Regions from separate parts of the Homo sapiens genome. Here region 2 is linked to region 1. Evidence: chromatin contacts called from ENCODE Hi-C or POLR2A ChIA-PET data. All regions are on one chromosome and are shown on one strand. The core of a region is the stretch at or near the end of the contact, and the rest is flanking DNA. Distances in the headings are between cores, read along the strand shown.

The links. A loop is a pair of places that touch in the nucleus more often than their neighbours do. ChIA-PET counts read pairs that join two places held with the same protein, here RNA polymerase II (POLR2A). Pooled maps may share reads with other maps.
Region 2: a pooled map shows a loop between it and region 1 (2.8-fold over the local background). The contact joins the promoter of FCF1 here to the promoter of RPS6KL1 in region 1. A Hi-C loop is called at or near these places in 1 of 50 pooled maps. POLR2A ChIA-PET finds 5 or more read pairs at or near these places in 2 of 52 experiments (OCI-LY7 and PC-9).

Annotation. Positions count from the first base shown.
Region 1 is chr14:74,920,469-74,926,399 of GRCh38, forward strand. RPS6KL1 (ribosomal protein S6 kinase like 1) reads right to left here and starts at 2,792. Exons shown (of 12, transcript NM_031464.5): 1 at 2,712-2,792; 2 at 1,510-2,017; 3 at 809-1,093. The coding sequence starts at 1,073. RefSeq lists enhancers at 1,545-2,316, 2,317-3,087 and silencers at 2,458-2,867, 2,958-3,017.
Region 2 is chr14:74,709,409-74,715,339 of GRCh38, forward strand. It overlaps FCF1 (FCF1 rRNA-processing protein), which reads left to right and starts at 3,736. Exons shown (of 8, transcript NM_015962.5): 1 at 3,736-3,792; 2 at 4,077-4,144; 3 at 5,464-5,535. The coding sequence starts at 3,790. It overlaps AREL1 (apoptosis resistant E3 ubiquitin protein ligase 1), which reads right to left and starts at 3,672. Exons shown (of 20, transcript NM_001039479.2): 1 at 3,525-3,672. RefSeq lists an enhancer at 3,570-3,849.

The DNA of each region.
Region 1 (5,931 bases), core at 1,542-4,041:
CACCTCAAGGCCTGGCCACCAGGGCCCACAGGCGTCTCAAAATGGCCTCAGCACCAGCCTCTCCCCTGACATGGAAGTTCCTCATGCTGCCCTGGAGGGACCTCCCCTCTCGCCTCTAGGCCTTGAATGTTCTTTCTGGAACTCTAGCCAGTTCTTCAGCTGGATAACGCACCTACCATTCTCCAGTGCTCAGATTAGAGATCTAACATCTAGAAAATGCTCTAGGCCGGCCCAGTCTGACCTCAGTTTCCCTCTTTCCTCTCTTCACTTCCCCACTAATCCTCTTCCTACCTGAGACTATAATGGTCCAAATCAACTCATCAGTCTCCCCCCACTAGAATGCAAACTCCCAGAGGGCAGGAGCCCAGCCCAGCTCCAGGAACAGTCAGGTGTAGTGGGCCAAGTACACAGCCTGTGAAGTGAAACCCCAATTGTGCCATTTGATAGCTGTGGAGCCTTGAGCAAGCTACTGAACTGCCCCATGCCTCAGCTTCCTCATCTGGAACATGAGAATGTAAAAAATGGTTCCTGTGTGCTTGGAACAACATACAACAACATATATAGTAATTTCTATTACTGTGACACTCAAATGAATGAATCTACATGAAGCCCTTAGAATAGTACCTGGCATGTAGAAACTGCTTAATAAGTGCCAGCTATCATTGTCTTTTATGGAGGCCCTGCAGGCCAGCATAGTGCCGTGCTCACTCAGTACAAATGGACAGGGGACAAGACAGATGGGTGACAGGAAGAGCCCTGCACTGGCCCTTCCCCACCCACCCCAGCCCTGCCCAGCCCCGGTCCTCACCGTGTATGCCACGGAGCAGCACGTCCACGCCATTCTGATAGTGGTTGAAGGCCGCCTCATAGTCCTCACTAACATCGCGCTCCAGGGCCAGCCGGATCTGCGTGGCCGCATCCACCAGATAGTCACGTTTTGTCATGTCAGGCACTCCCAGAGCCACCCTGTTGCGAATCTGCTCCAGGTACACGTGAGCTTGGGACCGTGCTCGTGAGCAAGGCTCAGGCTCCAGGCCGGGGCTGGGCAGGCACTCACAGGCCACCAGGCTCATGGCTGCCCTGCAGCTGGGACCTGGAATGGGCAAATGCATTAGGGAGGACCTAGCTGGTAGCAACACCCCTATCCGCACCCCAGTTTCCTCCACTGAATGTCAGGGAGACTCATATTCACCTCCAAAGACTGAAGGGGTCAGAGCTAAAGTGGGTAAGGTCTTTTCATGGATCCAGGTCCTTCCTAAGTGGTGGTAATGATAGAATCATAACCAGCTCAGGATTCTGTTTTCTTTTCTTTTTTTTTTTTTTTTTTGAGTCAGAGTCTCGCTATGTCACCCAGGCTGGATTGCAGTGGTGCGATCTCGGCTCACTGCAACCTCCACTTCCCAGGTTCAAGCAATTCTCCTGCCTCAGCATCCCAAGTAGCTGGGATTACAGGCACTTGCCTACCACACCTGGCTATGTTTTGTATTTGTAGTAGAGACGGGGTTTTACCATGTTGGCCAGGCTGGTCTTGAACTCCTGACCTCAAGTGATCCGTCTGCCTCGGCCTCCCACAGTGCTGGGATTATAGACGTGAGCCACCGCGCAGGCCTGGGGCTCTGTTTTCCTTTCCAGTCAAATTCAGTTCAGCAAACATTTCTGGAGCATCTGGTACTGTGTTGAGCTCTGGAGAGAGCTGAGGATATCTGTGATCCACAGCCACCTTCACAGGGCCTCCGTAGAGCAAGCTTGGTATCCAGTACGCATTCAGCACATGGAGGCCACACACGCTGGGCTCAAATGCTGTTCCTCATGCTGTTCCCTCCACCCTGCCTGTTGTCTCCTCCCTGCTCCTCCTGTGGGAATCTCATTTACCCTTTGGGGTTTAGCACTTCTCCGTGGACCGGATGGATTGCCCCTGCTGTGTTTTGTTCCCTTGGTCCTGAGGTCAGTGTGGTCAGCGAGTGAGGACCCCTCCTGGAGCCAGCAGAGAGCAGAGCACAGAGCTGGGCTGTAAGAACTGTTGGCAGACGGAATGACTGAGTGGCAGACTCGGTGCCACGTTGGATGGGGGGTAGAAGAGGGCAGGGTGACCCAGCCCCAGGGAGGGTCGCTCTGTCCTCCTGGCTTTACTTTTGAGAAGGTCATGTGGCCTCCAAGGACCTGACAGCAGCTTCTTCCTGAGCAATGTGTGACCCAGGCGGCCAAAGGGATGACAGCCGTGGCTGCGGGAAGGGAAGGGGCTCAGAGAGAGGCCCACAAAGCTACCCCGCCTTTGCTCTCCCAGGTCCCACTGGGAATGGGCAGGACCCGGAACTTCCAACCCCAGGTCATTTGGAGAGAAAGAGGAGAGAGCAGGATGGGCGGTGGGGCGGGGAGGGAGACCCACAGCCTCAGCCGGCGGGGAGCTGAATCCCGGCCAGGATGCGGCCAGGAGGCAGAGGGAGGCCGCACCATCCCTGCTCGGCCAAGCCCAGGGGAACTTGAGGCTCTGAGGCCTTGCTCTGGGGGGTGCCCGGGTAGGACTGGCTTCAGGGTCCACCCCGCCGGGCAGGGTCCTGCCGGGCAGAGCCGCCGGCCCCGCCTGGACACAGAAAGCGGCGCGTGCAACCCACGGGGCCCCAGCCGCAAGGTGCACGGTCCCAGGGTGGAGGGACGGCCGAGGGGGCCCCTCGCCTGGGAGGGTGGAGAAGGGACCGGACAAAACACCGTACCTGCCCGAGCTGGGAGCCGGGTCCGCGGGCCAGGCCTCCCCCTCACGTACCGGCCCTTCACGCCAGAGCGCGCCGCGGGCCGCTGCTTTCCGGCATCCAGCGTGCGGGGCCAGCCGGTGCAGCGCGGCCATTGGCTGCGGATGAGCTCATACTTGAGCCTTAGAATAAACCACCAATCACCGCCCGGCTCGGCTCCTGCCGGCCTTAAAGCCGCAAGGTCTGCACGGCTGGGCTGTGAGGGGCGGGGGGCGGTTTAGAGAGGGGAGGGTGGGATGGGATGTGGGGTGGGTGGGGAGAGCAGGTCTAGAATCATCCAGGGATGCGGAAGGGGCTGCTTCAGAAATCTAGACGTGCCACTTCTAGGACTTTTCTCATTCATTGCTTCATTCATTTATTCAACGATTCAATGCTATGTATTGAGAGTCTCCCATGCATGAGGAGCTGGATGTTGAGATACAGCCGTGAACTAGACAGCGCTGTTTACATCCGCATGGGGCTTACAGTCTAGTGAGGGCTACCGAGAGTAAAGAACCCAGCAATAGAAGGCTTTTGATATCAGAACCGAGCTTAAAATTCAAGACATAGGCCGGGTGCGGTGGCTCATGCCTGTAATCTCTGCATTATGGAAGGCTGAGGCGGGAGGATCATTTGAACCTAGGAGTTCAAGACCAGCCTGGGCAACATAGGTAGACCCAATCTCTATAAAAATTACAAAATTTAGCTGGGCATGGTGGCGTGTGCCTGTGGTCCCAGTTACTCAGGAGGCTGAGGTGGGAGGATGGAGTGAGCTCGGGAGGTTGAGGCTGCAGCGAGCCGAGATCGTGTCACTGCACTCCAGCCTGGGTGATGGGGCAACAGATCACAGGCAACCCTGTGACACAGATCTCACCTGCAGGTTCAGTGCTGACTGGCTTCACACTGTCCCCCGGCTGCACTTGCTCTACCTTAGACACCCTTTCATACTTTCTCCCTCTGACTCCCACCCGTCCCCCTATCCTCACTCTCAGCCAGCACTGTTGCTTCATCCTTCCCTTGACAGCAGTGGCGCACAGACTCCCACAGGCTTGCTCTTGGCCCGCGGGCGGGGCTGTGCCCACACTCTGCTTCCAACCTTTTTCCACAGGTGACTGTCTGTGCCCCATCGAAGGCCACCCTTCCAGGTGGGCATCAGTCCCGTGCCATCACCTACTCAGCGACACCACTCCAGCGATTCTCCCGTCTCTCCCACTAGATAATTCCCACCTGATACAAACATAATGCTTGTTTCTCCCCTCTTAAAAGCAAAACAAGAAAACAAACCAAAATACACTCTAGGCCTCACTTCTTTACCTACCACCCTAGGTTTGCAGTACGGCTAATTTCCTTTTTTTTTTTTTTTTTTTTTTTTTTTTTAGTAGAGATGGGGTTTCACCATATTGCCCAGGCTGGTCTCAAACTCTGGAGCTCAGGTGATCCACCCACCTTAGCCTCCCAAAGTGTTGAGATTACAAACGTGAGCCATGACATCTGGCCCAAAAGTAAACTTTTAAAACACATCCTATAGAATGGGAGAAAATACTTGGAAATCATATATCTGATAAGGGTCTAGTATCTAGAATATATAAAGGACTCTTAAATTCAACAATAAAAAGACATCCCATTTAAAAATGGGCAAGTAATTTGAATAGACATTTCTCCAAAGAAGATATGCAAATGCATGCCATAAGTACATGAGAAGATGCTCTACATCATTAGTCATTAGAGAAATACAAATTAAAATCACAAGGAGACACCACTTCTCACCCACTGGGATGACCACAACGAAAAAGACAATAATAAGTGTTGACAAGGATCTGGAGAAATTTGCATATTGCTGATGAGAATGTAAAAGGAACAGCTGCTTTGGAAAACAATTTGCCAGTTCCTCAAAAAGTTAAAATAGATTTACCATATAACGCAGCAATCTACTTCTAGGTGTATACTTAAGAGTATTGAACACATATGTTCACATAAAAACTTGCACATGAATGTTGATAGCAGCATTATTCATAATAGCCAAAAAGTGGCAACACCCAAGGTCCATCACCTGATGCATGCATAAAATGTGATGTATCCGTATAATGGAATATTATTCAGCCATAAAAAAGAGTGGAGTGCTGATACATGCTACAACATAGATGAACCTTGAAAACAGTATACTAAGTGAAAGAAGCCAGTCACAAAAGGACACATATTGTATACTTCCATTTATAGGAAGTTTCCAGAGACAGAAAGTTCATGTCAGGGAGGGGACAGTGTGTATGGGGTTTCTTTTTGGGGTCATCAAATGTTCTAGAATTAGACAGTGGTAAGAGTTGTACAACCTAGTGAATAATACTAAGGACCACTAAATTATATATTTTAAAAAGGTAAATTTTGGCCGGGCACGGTGGCTCACGCCTGTAATCCCAGCACTTTGGGAGGTTGACACGGGTGGATCACCTGAAATCTTGGGAGCTGGAGACCAGCCTGACCAACATGGAGAAATCCCATCTCTACCAAAAATACAAAAAAATTAGCTGGGTATGGTGGTGCATGCCTATAATCCCAGCTACTCAGGAGGCTGAGGCAGGATAATTGCTTGAACTCAGAAGGCGGAGGCTGCAGTGAGCCAAGATCGTGCCATTGCACTCCAGCCTGGGCAACAAGAGCGAAACTCCGTCTCAAACACAAACAAACAAACAAAAAAATAAAATAAAATCGTAAATTTTATGGTATGTGAATTATATCTCAATAAAAAATTATTACAATAAAAAAGAAAGAAAAAACAATGCCTGAACTCTTGATCCTGCCCTGAAACCTTTTCCACCTGAAGCCTTTCCCATCCCCATCCTGATGATCCGCCCATCCTGTTGTTGCTCAGGCCAAACATTTTGGAACCATCCTGATTTCTCTTATTTTTTCGCACAGCCCCTTGCCCCTCTCCATTATTTTTCACCAACCTCACTCACTCCACTGCAACTCCTGGGACACACCAGGCAGCTCTCACCCCAGGGGCTTTGCCCAGCAGCTGCCTTCTGGCTGAAATTGTCTGCCACCACGTATTTGTCTGGTTTTCCCTGCCCCTGGCTTTTTTTGTTTTGTTCTTTTTTTGAGACCGAGTCTCGCTCTTTCCCCCAGACTGGAGTGCAATGGTGCAATATCGGCTCACTGCAACCTTCACCTCCTGGGTTCAAGCGATTCTTCTGCCTCAGCATCCCAA
Region 2 (5,931 bases), core at 2,486-4,985, 210 kb before region 1:
GAACAAGAAGAGTAATTCCTCTAAAATATTTCAACTCCCACATCTCTATTCAGCCACCAACCATACTTTACCTATTTACAAGTCTTTCTGTAATACAGGACTGTGGTGAGATTGCCCAGGACAGAATGGGCCCTCAATAAATGCTTTCTGAATGAATGACCAAGCGGCAGTAATCTATCTCTGAGGTATTCTTACAAACCAATTCAATATCAAGACCTCAGAAGCAGAACATGCTGTATGCCATGCTACCACATTTAGGGGCAGGCAAGTTAATTGAAAAATAATTAACAGCGACTAATGTTTGTTGGGAGAAAAAAAGTCCTATCATGTAAGTCAGAAAAATAAATGTAAAAACTATAACTTGAAAATGGACAAAAAAGTGAATCTACTTATAACTTTCTAACATTGAAATACAAGATGTTCTTTAAGGAGTCTTTCATTATCCAGAATAATTTTACAAAGAAATTTGATACCAACTTAAATTAGTAAGTTAGACCAATTAGTGAATGGAATGAAGTCCAAGCCCAATTATGTGTTCAAACTGTGTGTCCAATGCCTTGGGTGATTTTTTCTCTTCAAGACTGCAGAAAAATGCAAAACAACCCTCTTGACTGCTGAGAAGGACTAAAATCATTTCTTTTCCTCACAAGTATGTGCCCAAAAGCAATTACTTTCTGCTCCCATCCATCACAAATCAACACTACCTCCCAGCTTCGCATCCCCCACTTTCCATCCCCATCAAAGAATGCTGTAGAGTATCTGACCACTTTCATTTCACGCTATAAGAACCTCAGATTGCAATAAAATTACAATGCAACAAAAACAAATTTTTCTAAGTATGTTCTTATCCCCCATGGTGTTCCTACACTAATTTAGCTCCCTATTAGGTATTAACAATCAAGGAAATCAGAACACTCTCAATAGAGGTTACAATAGAAATTACAAATGGCCTTTTTTTAAGTTGTTGTTGTTCATGGATTCCAAAATTCAAAGTACACATTACCAGAAGAGCGTTTTTCTGTCAGTGCCTAAATTTAAATGCAAATTACTATTTAATGATATGCAATTTTCCCTCTGAACCTATATATAATACTAATGAGTCAAATGTTTAAGAAGAATAACTGACCATGTTATTTTAGCTTTTAGACAATAAAAAGCTTATTGTCTAATCACCAAGAGATACATCAAAAAACTGGTTGCTATTAGCTCTACACATGAATGGCAGCTTGACAGAGACAAGCTGCTCCAGAAAGATTAGGAACTTCTAGTGACCACAAATGGGGTAAAGCAGAAGGCACATACAGTATCTGTAGCTACCATTTCTACATCAAAAATTCAGTGCCCACAGATATGTAAACTATTAAGCCATCTAAATGAATGTGTGCCTGAAAGAGAAAGGAGAAGCAGAAAAAGTTTACACCCAAATCAACAGAAGAAATCACCCTGCGATTGAGCATCCCAGGACCTGAAAACTTAATGTTTTGAGGTTTATGAACACGTTCAAGTTCCAGTGCAACTATGTTAAAATAAAATTGGGCTGGTGCCAGGCACGGTGGCTCACGCCTGTAATCCCAGCACTTTGGGAGGCCAAGGTGGGCGGATCACCTGAGGTCGGGAGTTCAAGACCAGTCTGACCAACATGGAGAAACCCCGTCTCTACTAAAAATATAAAATCAGCCAGGCGTGTTGGCGCACGCCTGTAATCCCAGCTACTCAGGAGGCTGAGGCAGGAGAATCGCTTAAACCTGGGAGGTGGAGGTTGCAGTGAGCCGAGATTGCGCCATTGCACTCCAGCCTGGGTAACAAGAGCGAAACTAACTCCGTCTCAAAAAAAAAAAAAAAAAATTGGGGCTTGGCACAGTGGCTCACGTCTGTAATCCCAGAACTTTGGGAGGCCGAGGTGGGCAGATCACCTGAGGTCAGGAGTTTGAGACCAGCCTTGCCAACATGGTGAAACCCATCTCTATTAAAAATACAAAAATTAGCAAGGTATGGTGGCACACACATGCCTGCAGTCCCAGCTACTCGGGAGGCTGAGGCAGGAGAATTGCTTGAACCTGGGAGGGGGAGGTTGCTGTGAGCCGAGATTGCGCCACTGCACTCCAACCTGGGCAGCAGAGGGAGGCTCTGTCTCAAAAATAAAATAAAATAAAATAAAATAAAATTGGCATAAAATTCCAACCCTGCCACACATCCTCAAGTTGGAAGACACACAATGGTAACAACAGAAAACACTCTGAGTAGTCTGGTTTACACTCTTCTAGGGACCTCGCATGTTAACTATGAATAAACATAAGTCCTGATAACATCCCAATAAAAGAGTGCTACTATGATTATCTCCATTTTACAGATAAAGAAACTGAGATGCAGATAGATTAACTCACCCAATGTCATGGCGAGTTATAAGGCAGAGCAAGGATTTTAACCCCATCAGTCAGACTCCAAAGTTCGTGTTAAACAATAAACGTGTTTTCATCATAAGGGTTATACAATGGTCACCTTCTTTTTTAAACCTGATAACATATTTTACTTCCAACTCTAGGATAGCATCATGCAATAAGAAAAGTATGACAGAGGTACCCATTCCGTTCCCAGCTTGATCAGTAGCTGGAGAATGGAAGACAAAGTGCAAAAAAAAAAAAAAAAAAAAAAAAAAAAAGAAAAAAAAAGAAAGAAAGAAAGAAAGAAAAAGAAAAAAAGAAATACAAGTACAGACTTTGGAATCACGAGACTCAAACAGACCCCTGAACAAAGTCTGGGGCTCAATTTCCCCATATGTAAAATAAAAGAATTTATGTTATTGAGAAGGTCAAAGAAGGTAATATGAATAAAGTGACAAGTACAGTATACAGGATGGGGGTTTTCATTTAAAGTTTACAGACACCCAGAGGGTCCACGGATGGGCTTCAGAGTCCACCAATCTCATTAAGTGTATTACAAACTGTATGTGTGCCCATTTTTTAAAGAATTGTTCCTGGCTTTCCACAAACTTTCAAGAAATAAGTTATCTCCAAAAAGTTAAGAACCACTGGAATACATAGCAGGTACTCAAAGAAAAAAGCTACCTTTCGCTCCTTGTTCTCACAAATTCTCCCTTTTTACTTAAAGATGACACACCAAGGCTTCACAATAAATGTGCATTGTATCTCACCATTTTCTTGGCTTGGGTAAGTAGTAACATATGCAAGCTTATGCCCCAATTCTCTAGCGATAGTCTAGGCCCTCAAACACTGCTTCATTTCTCTCTTCACCGAGAGGAGTACACGGTATATACTCGAGAACAATCATCCACCTAGCTGCACAAAGCACCATATCGGCTAGGAAAACCAAATAGGAACCACAGCCTCAGGGCTGGACCATAGACACCGGATACCCCAACGCTACAGGGTGAGGAGAATGTGTTCCCCCAAACTACTGGGCAAACCAGGAGTCTGAACCCCCCTACCCTTTTCCTCCCTCTCTCTCTGGAACTCTGGTAAAGGCAGGTCTTCTGGGCTCTGCCTAAGGCTGGAGAGAAACGTTACCCGAGCCGGGGGTTGCAGCGCGACGAAGTTCCACCTCCGCTGTCCTGGGAAGGGGCGGCAGCACTCAGCAGAAGACGGGCTCCCCACTCTCCCACCAACAGACCCCAGAGTTGGTCTCCACCCGGCCTGGGAACCGGCTCGGGGGATTGCCCTTTCCCCAAGGAGTTTCCGCTTCCGGGCTATCCTTTGCCGGAAGCAGTATGTGAATGACGTAGAAGTATTGCGCCGTTGGTGATTACGGAAGAACCAGGAGTTTGGCGTGACCATGGTGAGAGAAGACGGTCCAAGAAGGGACGTTATCAGGCCACTTTTTGGGTGGAGAAGGAGGTAGTCAGACCGTGGCCAAATTTCCTTCACATTATCCTAGCATATTTTCATTCTGGTCTTAGCTCTTAAACTTCTCCAAGCGGTGACTGTTATGCTTTACAGAGTGGGGAAGAGGGTCTGGGTTATTTGAGGCAAGAAGGGAAGGCAATAGACAAGAGAAAAGAAGAGACTTTAAAAGATGCCGTGTGTTTCCAACTTTTTTAATTCTAAAATTTCTGTTTCAAGGGGAAGCAAAAGAAAACAAGGAAGTATGCGACCATGAAGCGAATGCTTAGTCTCAGAGATCAGAGGCTGTGAGTGTCTGGAATCAACTGCCCAGGGATATTCTAATAAGAGTCTAGAGAGGATAAGTAGTAAAAATGTTTGTTGTTATTATTTTGTTTTTTGCTTATTATCGTGTCTTAGATTTATATAGCATGAGATAGCCAGTGTTTAACAGTAATTTAGCTGCTGAGCGATCACACTGGGAAAGGCGATGGGAATTAAACATTTCTTAAGTGTTCACTTTTTCTACCGTTATATGCTTTGTCTGCCATATCGCATTTAAACCTCATGTCAGTTCGGTGAAGTCCGTATAGTTCTCTTTATGTTTTTACCATTACACTACTACATTCCCCTGGGGTGGGGCGAGGGGAGTGTTTCTTGTTGAAAGATGGCAAGGTTAGAGACCTTGTTTGTCTGGCGTTTCCAGTGCCTGGTACTCAAATATTTTTGTCAGAGAAAATGGGAAAACTCCAAGATATCTCCATTTTATAAGTCTTACTAATATAAGAATCCAAATCACTGTGGAAGAAGAAAGTGAAGTGAAATTCCCTAGTATGAAGAGGATCAAAGCGGTGTCCCTGCTTAAGTGTAGAATAAGCATAGCTATTAAATAAAGACTGATCTTCACTGAGTTTAAGAGTCTCAGAAAGCCGGGCGCAGTGGCTCACGCCTGTAATCCCAGCACTTTGGGAGGCTGAGGCGGGTGGATCACCTGAGGTGAGGAGTTCAAAACCAGCCTGGCCAACACGGTGAAACCCTGTCTCCACTAAAAATACAAAAAAGAGTCTCAGAATAAGAGAATAGTCGTTAAAACCTTCAGAATTATTATTCTCAGCCTTTAGTGTGGATGTATTGTGTAATTTTTAGGAATGACACTCCATTAATAATAATTTCTTTCTAGTTAAGGGTTAAGTTCTGTATATGCGTTTTTACATTTTAGCCCTTTATAAGAAGCATATGGGGTAATACTTTTCCCCCAAAAGTTAAAGCATCTGAATCTTCAGAAGATAACTGTCACCCTTTTACCCATTGCTTGGAAGTGGATTGTGATCCTTGATGTGAGAGATTCTGACTAAAAAATAAATATAGTATAATCAGCTTTTATTTACTCATTAACAATTCTTATGCATTATTGGCATTACTGGTTAATTCTGATACTTCCAGGTACTGTGCTTTGCACTAGAGTTATTTGCTCAGAAAGAGTATGCTGATATTAACATGAGGATATCACAAAGTAGGATTTCTTCAGTAGACCAAAAAAAAAAAAAAATGGAACTTTAGATTTTTGAGATTTTAATTGCTGTGGTTTTTCTTCTCCCTTGGATTTAATTTACCTTTTTCTTCCTAGTAAAGAAAAGGATAGATTAAAACCTAAAAAGAAAGAAAAGAAGGATCCCAGCGCATTAAAGGAAAGAGAAGTGTGAGTAATCAAACGTTTGAAGTTTTCCTTTAAAACCATAGACCTCTTAGAAATCCAGGCTTTCCCTGAGCTGGTTTGCTAACTTATTTGTTAGTAAGTCTAGCACAACTATGTAGATGAAAGTCATATCGATGAGCATATATCAATTCTAGTGGTTTGAAGGTTTTGGGATTTTATGGAGCAGTAAAATTTCCCCTAAAATCCTGGAGATATTATCTAGGATTATTAACTTTTTCTTTGCCAGGGATCTTTTAAGAGACATAAGTGCCATTGTTTAACACACCAGCAGTTCATAAAAGAGAGACTGTATCACCAAAAAATATTTAAAATATATTTTCAGAATAAAGATATTTATATAAAGATATGACCTTTATATAAAGATATAAAGGTATTTCA